2 separate regions of the Homo sapiens genome follow, and region 1 is linked to region 2. The links are chromatin contacts, found by Hi-C in ENCODE. All regions are on one chromosome and are shown on one strand. The core of a region is the stretch at or near the end of the contact, and the rest is flanking DNA. Distances in the headings are between cores, read along the strand shown.

Region 1 (5,452 bases), core at 484-2,983, 2.1 Mb before region 2:
AACCAAGCAGAGATGGAGGGAGAGAGATGTTTAGTCCTCAAGGTGCATTTCAGGAGTCTTTGACCAGTTCCCAGAAATTTCCTTCATTTAAGCTTCCAAGCAAAGAGACTGCTAATGGCAGCAACGGCAGTAGAATCCCCAAAGCCTCATCAAGGTGCCCAAATAATGTGACCTCAAGGTGACAGAAAAAAGGATGGCGTCAGTGAGGTAAAAGGGGCACTCAATCTAGGTAGCCATTTGCAATCTCCCTTCTGCTGTCCCACAGCCCAGAGAGAAAAGAAAAAGTGGAAAGGAAACCGTGAAAAGAGGCAGAGACATCAAGAGAGTTTCTGGAAGAGTCTTGAAAAGGGCAAGGACAGAAAGAAGATGCCAATAGGAAGGGGAGAGGACAATACAAAAGGTAATGTGGAGCTGAAAATAGGAGAGGGGAGAGTCGCCCTTCCATCAAATGTAATGATAAAGCTACCAAAGGAGACCAGAGAGTGGCGGAGGGGGAAGGTCAAATGGAGGCGTTCGTGAAGGCAGAGCTTTGGAGAGAGGGCCAAACGTGAGATGGCGAGCACACAAAAAAGGCGCTCCAGGAGGCAGTTGAGGGGGCTGGAACGAAGTGAGAGAGAAGAAGGAAGAAATCAAAGGGTTCATCGAGGGAAGGGGGCGCCTAGGAAACACGCCCGGGAGGGCCCCGCTTTGTCTGGCGTGGGCGGCGGCGGGGGCAGCACGTGCAGCCGGGAGCGCGCTGAGCCGCCAGGCTCCGAGCCGAAGAGCGCCGAGAGGAGACACGACGCGCGGGGGCGGCCCCAGCCCCTCAGACCAGCGAGACCTCTCGCCGGCGGGCCCAGCGCTGCAGAAGGGGCGCATTGTTATGTCCCAGGTCGCAGCAGATTGCCGCTGTCCTGCAATACTCTCGCATCCTGGCACCGCGCCACTGGCACGGCCCGGGGGCTGGAAATAACTGCGCCGTTCCCATGACGACGAGGAAGCTCCCCCCGCCCCCGCCCCGCCCCGCCCCGCCCGCTGAGCTCCGCCCACCGGTACCCGCCGCGGCCGCCTCCCCACAACGGAGCTCCCCCGGTCACCCTGGCAACGGCGGCCGCGGCGCGCGGGAGGTGACTCTAAAAGCGGCGGGCCCCGCCCCCGCCCTCCAGCCCGCAGCGCCGCGCCGCGCGCCCAGCCCCCGCCTGGGCCTGCTCTCGGGCGGGACCTCACTGGGGCAGCCGCGGGCGCCGGCGCAGGAAGCCTCCCTTCCCCCTCGGCCCGCCGGGCCCGGAAAGGCGGGAGCTGGGAGGAAGCTTCGCGGCGGCCGAGGCTGCGGGAGAGGACGAGCGCGCCCCATTTTCTCCGCGGAGCCGCCCCCAGCCCTCCTGACCTCCGCGCCCCTTTAAATCCTCCGCGGGTCTCCCCGCCCTTCCTGCTGGGATGGGAGGAGACCTTAGCGGACGGTGCTCTGCCTGTGCGGCCAGATGAAAGGGGGACTGGGAAAATGAAGCCAGCTCTTGCCGGTGGGCTGGGGGCGGCAGGAATCCGGAGCTCTGGCCGCTGGCGGCACTGGGCTTGAGGGAAGCGGCGGCACGGGAGGCGTCCTCGGGAGCCGGGGTCTCACGGTCCAGGGAACGCCCCCGCCGCCGGCTTGCTAGCGAGGCATCCCGTGAACAAAGAGGCCTGCTTCACCCTACTGGGGCGATCGCCCCCCGGAGGGAAGGGTTTCCACCTTGCACGGCACTCGCGCGTTTTGTCTGTTGGTTGTGGTGAGGAGGGTGTATTGCAGATCCAAAAGGAGCCTCTCGGCCTCCCAGGGTGTCTGGGTCAGAATTGAGACGTTCTGGGCGAGGAGGTGTTGGGAGGGGAGTAGGAGGTCGGAAGGAGAGAGGCCGACCCAGTTAGCTCTGTTCACACCGTCCCTCTCTAGGAGCGGAGCCTACACCTGACTTGTTTGGAATGTGAGCTTTTGCAGGGGACAGAGGCCCTGGCACGTAGAAAGTTCTAAACTGTCTGGTGAATTGCTGCAATTAAAACCAGAGCGGCTCCTTCAGTTGTCCTGGGTGGGCAGGGCATCCCAAAGAAACACAGAAAGTATGCAGGGTCCTTTGAAAATAGTGCCCATATCAAACAAAATATTAATACTTCGCATTTGTAAAGTCCTTTCCTCTAAGAATGTTGTCTCGTTCCATATATATTTTCCACTCCATAAAATTCTAGAGCACAAAGAAAGGATTCATATGGGAGCGAATAGAACAAGTAAAGACGGTCAGCTGTGGTCACAGTGGAGGAACTGAAGAGTTTAGACTTCACCAGCTCTTAGAGCCCTGTTTTCTTTGAAGTGGTTACAACCGAGTACTTTGGTGTGGCCTAAAGAGTTTGAAGGTATACAGTTAAAGGACCTGGAAATAAGATTGGGCTGGCCATTGGGGCCTTGCTTTTCTCATCTGTGAGATGATAGTTGTGAAAATGAGATTAGACTGTATGAAATATTCTTCGTAAGCCATAGGATATGTTATACAAATGCTTTAGTTATTGAAACATCTATAAATTGGTATACAAGTCATGATTACTGTAGTTGCAATACGGAGTTGGTGGGGTGCTTCAGATTTGCAAGCTGTAGGAGGTGGGAACAGGACTGAAGGGCTATGTGCTGATGAATCTCCTTCAGCATTGCTGTGGAATGGATATGCTTCCCCAAAATTCATATGTGTTGAAGCTCTAACCCCTAATGTGACTATATCTGGAAATAGGGTCTTTAGGAGCTCGCTCTCTCCTCTGCCATGTGAGGGTACAGCAAGAAGGCGGCCATCTGCAAGCCAGAAACAAAGCCCTCAACAGAACCTGACCATGCTGGCACCCTGATCTCAGATTTCCAGGCTCCGGAACTATGAGAAATACATTTTTTTGCTTAAACCACTCTGTGATATTTTGTTATGGCAGCCAGAGCAGACTAAGACAAATATGTCTTCGCTTGGAGCTAAGCGCCCCTCCTACCACCTCCACCACCTGGCGTTTTGTTCAGCACTTCCACAGTTGTCTCATTTTTAATTTGTAACCGTGTAAGTTGGAATTGGCAAGATTTATTTTAAAATGAAGAAGCTAAGAAACAAAAAGATTAAAAGGCCTGCTGAAAGTCACACAGATTGTGAATGACTGAACTAGAACTAGAGTCTCCCCAGACAACATCTAGTCCCTAGCATCTGCCAGGTTCTGGGCTAGATTCGAGGGATAAGGAGATGAATATGATTTAGAGGTGGAGAGGGTACAGTCTGGTCAAGCAAAGAAACGTGAACAAATCATTACATCAAGTAGAAAAGTCTGCAAGGATTCATTGGCCCAGCAGGTAAATGGGAAGGGTGGCCCAGGCAGGGGAAGACTGGGAAAACATGGCTTTGGGGGAGCCACAAGTGCTGCTGAGGATAGGGTACAGTACAGAGAAGGAAGGGGCAGAGATGTCCCAGATGCCATTGGAGATTCAGCTTTGCTTTCACTTTCCCAAGGACTCATGGCCTCCCTAGGGCCCTGGCCAAAGGGGAGACCTGAACTTAGAGATCAAGGCTAAGAGTCCTTAAGGACCTAATGTGCCTAAGGAAAAGCAATAGTAAACTCTTCCATTAGTTTTATGTTGACCCTTCTATAGAAAATTATCTTTGTTTTTGGACCTAGCTAGGGTCTCCTAAGGGGTTAGTTTATTAAAGCCCTAACCATTTGTAAGTAAGTGATAATGTGCTTTAATTAGAAGATATGAATTGCACACCTATGACTTTTTCTAGCAAGGTCCTACCCCTAATCAATGTTTTCGCAGAATCTCTGTCTCCAGAGGCACAGAGTCATACTTAAATGAATACATGATCATCCCTCACCATAGAAATGCAGATAAGGACCTTAACTAATGAAGGGGCTAATATCTGTCTCCTTTTGGGAACATTTGTACAAGCTCTTACCAGTTATAGTCAGATAGGAGGATTTATTTGTCTACTGTTTTCTTTATGGGTACAATATGCGTATTTGTGTATATCATATATCCTTACTCTGACTTTTATTATTTATTAAATCACAGCACTCAGATGCTCTCTTGGGGAGGGACTGTAGGTTAGGGACAAAATAGGCCCAGTAGGGCCCTTGCACTTAGAGCCCCTCTCCCAGAAACCAGGTTCCAGAAGCTTGCCCACCTCCCAGGGGTACTCATTCTGAGTACCAGGCCAACAGCCAATTTAAGGGCTGGTTCTGGGATTTCAGCATCTCTCTGCCTGGTACCAAATGAAGACTATCATCTCTGCCTCACTGGAGACCTCATTAGGACTTGAACTCTGGTCTTTGTTCCTTCCCAGTAGGTTCTATACAGTGGAGAAGGTGTGGGGAGGAGGGGGGTCAGGTAAGCCCACAACTCCCAGAACAGCAGGAGTCCAACAGCCTCTGAGAACCAGGAAGTGAGTAAACAAGCAATTACCAGAAAGACAGGGAAGAGCCCGGTAACCCGAGAAGTGGTTCAAATTATTTGATTCCACTCCCTGCCTTCCCTCAAGCCCTCCTCCCCACACCTCCCACCCAGCTTCTCAAGGCTAATTTCACCCCCCTCTGCCTACTCTCCAAGCGAAATTCCACCCCAGTGGAAGCCGGGTCCCAGGGATGAGAGGTGGACGTTACATTCTGGCTAGGGTCTTCAGGGCTTGGCCATTGTCAGTATCGCTGCCGTTTGTCTGTATGGCAAGAAGGGGATAGAATCAGATGGTGCTGCCTGCTATCCTTCCTACTCAGTACCCCTCCAGCCTTCCAATCCCTTTGGGGAAGAGGGGAGTTTAGGAAGAAAGAGGTGACTCAGACCTTGCTTCTCAGAAACTAGAGCGGGAACCCAGCTGGGCTGCAGGAAGTGTGGGGTCGGAGTGAAAAGAAACCTCACATTCCTTTCTCTCTTTTGGCTGGGGAGCTCCCTCTTGCCTACTGCTTCTAGGCTAGTCCCCATTTTTTCACTGTCTCTGGTTCTGCTGATACCAGAGCAGATCCTGGCAGAAAAGGTTTTGACATAGAAAAGATTAAGGTCTAGCACTTATCTTCAAAGAGTTTACAACTTGGTGAGAATAAGAGAGGTAAGACATTTCAGGAAATTTTAAAATATGTACACAAATAACAAGGCAATGTACGATAGATGCCTCAGGAGAAGTGCCACTGTTGCTATTGGCCCCAATCATTTCTCACCTGCATTATTGAACAGCCCTCTAACTGGACCATGCTCCCCTGCCCCACTTAAAAGCCTTCCTTGGCTCCCTCACATCTTTTAAGGTGAAACCAAACCCCCTTCCATGGCATGCCCAGTGTTTTGCAATCTGACCCCTCTTAATCCTCAGGGCCATTCTTCACACCCGTGCTCCAAACAGAAGGAAGGAAGCATTTGTGATGTTCAGCTCCTACCAGCTCTCAAGGCCTCAGGGCCTTTGCACATGCAGCTCTATCTGCCTGGAATGATTTCCCCCTT
Region 2 (5,311 bases), core at 225-2,724:
CTCTAAGCTTAGCTCAAAGATCCTGCATAAACTCAAGGAATGTTTGTAATACATAAGAACACTGAGATCTCTAACCAGATTTTTAGAAATCAACGCCAGTGAAATTTTTGCAAGAATTTACAACGCAAAAAACATAGGCGTGGCTAATAAATGGCAATAGTAATTTGTACCAGATTATAGATTTATAAAGTCCTACAGTTTAAAGGCTAAAGGCTAAAAAAAACCCCACATTCCTACTTCCCTTCCAAGTGAGAAATCAAACCTCCAGAGGGAAGCTGGCTGGGTGGGGAAGATGCTGATATCTGGCACTAGACCCAAGTCGCAATAGCAAGCAACTCTCATTTTCCCAAATTAGAAACTCCTTATCCATCCCAATGATGGTATGGTCTTTAAAAGGACTAATAATTCCATTAAGACTAACCAAGCCCTGTTACCCCTACTTTCCCTCCAATCCATCCTTCTACCCCTTCTCTTCTTATCCGGAGACTGGCAGGTTAACAGAAGTCAGATTAGAATGAATCTCTTATCAGAACCCACAATCAAGGACGCAGCTCGACAACTATTCACATTCATCATTAAGGGAAACGTATCGGTCCGCTCTTAATCGCGGGGCCGTCACACCCGGAAATGAAATCTCAAGCGCAGCCCACTGAGGGCTAACACAGCATTCGTTAAGTTGTGCCCTTCTGCGAGCGCCCGGCGCAGGACCCCAGGAGACCGCGGGCCCCGGGCACGGTTGCCCCGCCTTCCGCCTCCGGCCTGCAGGTCACTCGCGCTTCCCGGCCACGAGGCGGGCCCAGCAAAGACCCCGCGAGGGCGCGCTCCCTGGGCTGCCTCAACGGGCGCTCCGGGGAACACAAGAGAGGCACCGGGGCCAATCGCCTCTGGGGACCGCGCAAGGGGACGAGAGACGGTCACTAGAAGGACCTCTGGCAGCCTGAGGCGGCCCCAGGTGGGCCCGCGCCTCAGGTGGGCCAGGGACGTGGCGGCCGAGGCCGCGTCCCTTCAGCCGCGACCGCACACAGGGACACGCGGCCCGAGCGGGTCTCCCAGGAAGCCTCGGGCCCTCGCCCGGGACCCGCCCGCAGCCACTCGGGGACGGCTCAGGGCACCCGGTGCCCGGCCCCTCAGGGAGGCGCCCCGCCCCCAGGCGGCCCCAGCCCGGCGCGCGCTACGTACCGTGCCCCGCCCGCGTGCCGGTCCGCATTTTCCCGCCCGCCGCGCCGGGGGCGGGGGTCGCGCGCCCTCCCCCGCCCCCGCGCCACTCACCTGTCGGGCCCTAGGCTCGCTCCATGGCCGCCCGCGCGGTGCGGTGCGGCGCGGCCCCGGCCGCCCCCGCCGCCTCCGGGGAGGGGCAGCCCCACGCCGCGCTCACCGCCCCCAGCCGCCGCCGCCGCCACAGCGGCTCCGGCCCACCCCCGGCCCGGCCATTCCCAGGCCACCTCTCGCCGCGCAGAGCGGCAGTCCCACACCCACCCCCCCGCCTCCGAGGCCCCCGGCTGTTGGTACCGTCCTAGCGTAGCGCCTGCCCGACGGCCAATCCCAGCGCTCGCTCGGCGCGGCCCCGCCCCCGCCCAGTAGGCGGCCCCTACCGGACCCGCTCCGGACTGCCCCCCTTAACCTCTTCCATACCGGGCCCGTCCGCTTAACTCCCTCGGCGCCGGCGCCGGTCTCCTGCCGGCCGCGCCGCCCTGCCCGCTTACATAAACTGGCCTCTCACTTCTCACTTCCTTCGCTCTTTTTTCTTTTTCTGTATTTGTCCTCCATCCCCCACCCCGTCTTCTCTTTTTCTTTCCTGCTTTTCTTAGGTAGGTAGGCAGCCAAGCAGCAGGACTGGAGAGTTGCGGTCCCCTAGGTCGAGTTCTGTTTGTGAGAAGCATTTTCCCTCCTCCTGTTGCCTTTTTAATTTGCCTTGACTTCTGCTCGGAACTTCTGCCTATCTAAATGTATCCCCCGCTTCTTTTGCCCAGAAAAAGGCTAGCCTTTCCACACTGAGTGCAAATGGCTCTTCATTCGGACCAGAGCGGAGCGTCCTGCTACATACTTTCAGGAGCATCTCACAAAATTATGATTCATTTACTGTAATATTAGTTGTTTTACATCTGTTTTTTGCTAAGGACCGTAAGCCCCATGAGGGCAGGTCAGTCGCTCCTGGGTCGCCAATGCCCGACCGTAGTGCACCCAGTGGGCGCGGATAAATCGTGTGAATGAAAGATTCTGCCTTCCCTTTGTTTGCTTTCAGCTGACTTATACAGAGCCGCCACTGTGTCCATCCATTTATTCACCATATACTAAAGCGCAAACTTAGTGTGCCTGACCCTGAAATATAATGCAGGTTACTCCATGGAATAAGATGCGTGATGGGGAAAGACTGAGCTGACACTTTTTCTTCAGGCCACATAGTTCATTTAATCAGTAAGGCGTACTGAACAGAATTCTTTCTTACTGGCTGTATGATACTGGATGTGCCAGTTAACTTTGCTGAGCATCAGTTTCCTTAACTGGAAAATGGGAGTTAATAACTTCACAGGGTTGTTGTAAGGATTAAGTTAGGAAATGTATGGGGAAAGTACTCTAAGATTATTGTGTATGATTAGGTGTTATTCGTCTGTATATTTGCTGAGCATTTACTATCAGGAGATCCTAGAGAAATAATTGGGCTTGACACTTGCTCCGGACAATGTAGTTAGGGAGGCAGCATTAATCACTGCAGGAGACGTACAGTCAAATGCAGAAGGCATTGTATTAGCTTTTTGCTGCGTGTAGTTGAAAAGGTTTGGAGGTTTGGAGGTCGTTTTCTGGCCGGAGAATACATAATTCTTGGGAAAATGAGCTGGAAGATAATGAGAATCTACCTTATTTCTCTGCACAGGAAGATCAGTCTGCCTGCAGTTAGCTAATCTCCCTGAACCTTGCTCACTACATCAGGAGACCATAAAGCAAAAGGGTAAATCAACAGTTCCTTTAAGACACTTTATCCAAAAGGATTCTCCTTTCTTGCCTGTAACTCTGACAAGGACAGTGAGGGTGAACGCTCCAACTGTCACTGTTCAGGAAAAGGCCAGCTTATCCTGCAGCCTCAGCTTCCTGGGCGGATGATCCCTTCTGTCTTTAAGGATTTTCAGGTGAGGGCAGGGGGCAGTCATTGCCTCTCCAAGCAACCCACTTCAGTGCTTAATTTCGCATCCATCTATCCATCCCACATACTGCAGGACAGACACACTTCCTCCTTTTCTGTCCTCAGAGAAGGAGAGCTATGGGTTCAGGGCCTCTCTGTGAAAGGCTTTCAGACGACAAAATTGTTCTGCCCCCCAGTTTTCCCTTCTCCATGTTGCATTACCCAGGCCCTTGTTGAGTGTATGCATAGCACCAGCACCGTGCCTGACACTCCATGATGTCAGTTTCTGCCCCCTCCGCCTGTACGGGATTATTTTCCAACCAATCAACAGTCAATATATTCTAAGTATTGTGAGGGATGCAATCATTTAAGAAGGGCGTTTACATGACTAGCACACAGGAAGCAGCTGCAAGGAATAGGGACACTTAAATTATGCAGCACAGACTCTGTGATCACTGAAAGAATCACAGTCCAGGAAAACAGTGTGGGCTGGTATTGAGGTGAGCAAAATACAGGTAGGAGAAGAGAGGAACAATATGAACCAAAGTTAGGCAGTGCTCTGTGAACTTACAGCCGCCATCTTCAGCAGATCCTGCGTGACAGGAGAATTGTTCATTTGTTTGTTTATTCATTCATTCACTGATGCATACATTCATTCATTTAATGAATGTCTACCAAGTGCCAGGCACTGAGCTACCAGACCATGCAGAGATGAAGAAAGCCTGGTTCCCATTCTTGAGAAGCTGGCAGGAACCCCAATTAAGGAGGTCTGAGCACTTTGTCAAGACTCTTGTGATGCTCCTTTTACCACTCATACGATGTATGGTTCTACATGTCGTTGTCTAATCTCCTCTTTGCCCTTCTTCCTTGTTCCCAAACTGCAAGGATTTTTAAAGACATACACTATTTCATCTTTATTCCCACTTGTAGAGTGCCTCATACGAAGTACCTTCTCCACATTGATGTGTTGAAGCTCACTGAGTTAAAACCAGAGCAGGAATTTGGCTGTCCCCCTCCAGCCAAGGGTGGTAGGCATCCTTAGCAGAAGGATGGATATTAGCCCCAATGTGGAACCCCAATCTTGGAATTAGCCCCAGTGTGGAACCCACCAGAGGCTTGTCCGTGGCCTGCGGAATTCAATAGGGACACCTGTGCTTGGCATTTACTGCCATAGTCACCTTTTCAGGACCATTTTCTGCTAATTCCTTATCCTCCAACCTAAGGGGCTCACTTGCTGTCCTTTCCCTGCCCTCATGGTTGTGATCACATTGATTCTTCCTCCAGGAAATCCACCTCACTCCCACCTGTAAAAATGTTATACAGCTCTCAGTGCTGCTTGTTCATGAAGCCTTTCATAGCCTTCCCAACAACTGCACATGCTTTCCTTGGCTTCTGAGACCCAGCACTTTATTTGTAACTGTCTTGCGGTGGGGTGTATTGAAGTCTTTGGGGATCTGTCTGACCCCGTTCCCCGGGTTGTATTGACATCTGCGTCTTCTGTAGCACTAACACTGCACATGGCCCATGGTAGCCATGCAATGCTTGAAAGGAAGGTTTGAGAACATGTACTACAGAGCAGGGAATTGAGCCCCAGAGACTTATTTCTTGGTTCCTTCATCATTGTAAGCATTTTCCTTAAACTGTTTCAGAATTTCCAAGTCTCTGCCAATTTGTCAAGCCCTAGGACTCCAATAACAGTCCAGCAATCCCAAGTTAGAAGGAGGATATTGTCTCAAGGTGCTTTTGCATACACGAAGGCAAAATATATATGCATACACGCGCGCGCGCACACACACACACAGAGTTTCTTTTAACCTAGGCAACACAGCCACCATGATGGATCCCTCTGAAACTAATTAAATTAATTCTACATCAAGCAAGTCGAGAGGAGCCCTAGGAAAGCTCACGCTGTTCCAAGGTGCCAGGAGCCTGGGGAGAGGGTGACGGGAAAGGCTAGCGAGTAAAGGAGCACACATATCTCTCTGTTTCCTTCCAGGAGCATGTGCCCTGCCTCAGCTGCTTCCCAGGCAGGTTTGTTCTCTGCATTGGGCTGTCTGTGGACAGCTGCTTCTGCATTTCTTTCCTAACAGGGAAAACTCCTTTCTTTCATTTTGCCACCAGATCTGCAGAGCTACTCCCAGCCCGCCTCTTGCTTATAGCAACGGACTGCCCACTTACCCCATCACGTGGCAC

Evidence for each region. Hi-C counts contacts between places; a loop is a spot of excess contacts on that map. Pooled maps may share reads with other maps.
Region 1: a loop to region 2 is called in a pooled map, with 6 times the contacts of the local background. The contact joins the enhancer-like site here to the promoter of FAM20B in region 2. A Hi-C loop is called at or near these places in 1 of 168 maps with a recorded cell type or tissue (CD8-positive, alpha-beta T cell), 1 of 37 single-sample maps with no recorded cell type and 6 of 50 pooled maps.

The regions. Positions count from the first base shown.
Region 1 is chr1:181,101,057-181,106,508 of GRCh38, reverse strand. No RefSeq gene overlaps it. Among named protein-coding and RNA genes, the nearest start is that of IER5, 15 kb to the right of the region's middle. RefSeq lists silencers at 690-739, 1,000-1,489, 1,510-1,569 and an enhancer at 262-1,156. Within about 2 kb of position 1,733, at least 29 of the 41 ENCODE cell types and tissues checked have a DNase peak (open chromatin) inside an H3K27ac peak, as active enhancers do; they include CD8-positive, alpha-beta T cell, where a contact is called at or near this core.
Region 2 is chr1:179,022,057-179,027,367 of GRCh38, reverse strand. It overlaps FAM20B (FAM20B glycosaminoglycan xylosylkinase), which reads right to left and starts at 1,474. Exons shown (of 8, transcript NM_014864.4): 1 at 1,270-1,474. RefSeq lists silencers at 688-1,427, 1,468-1,657.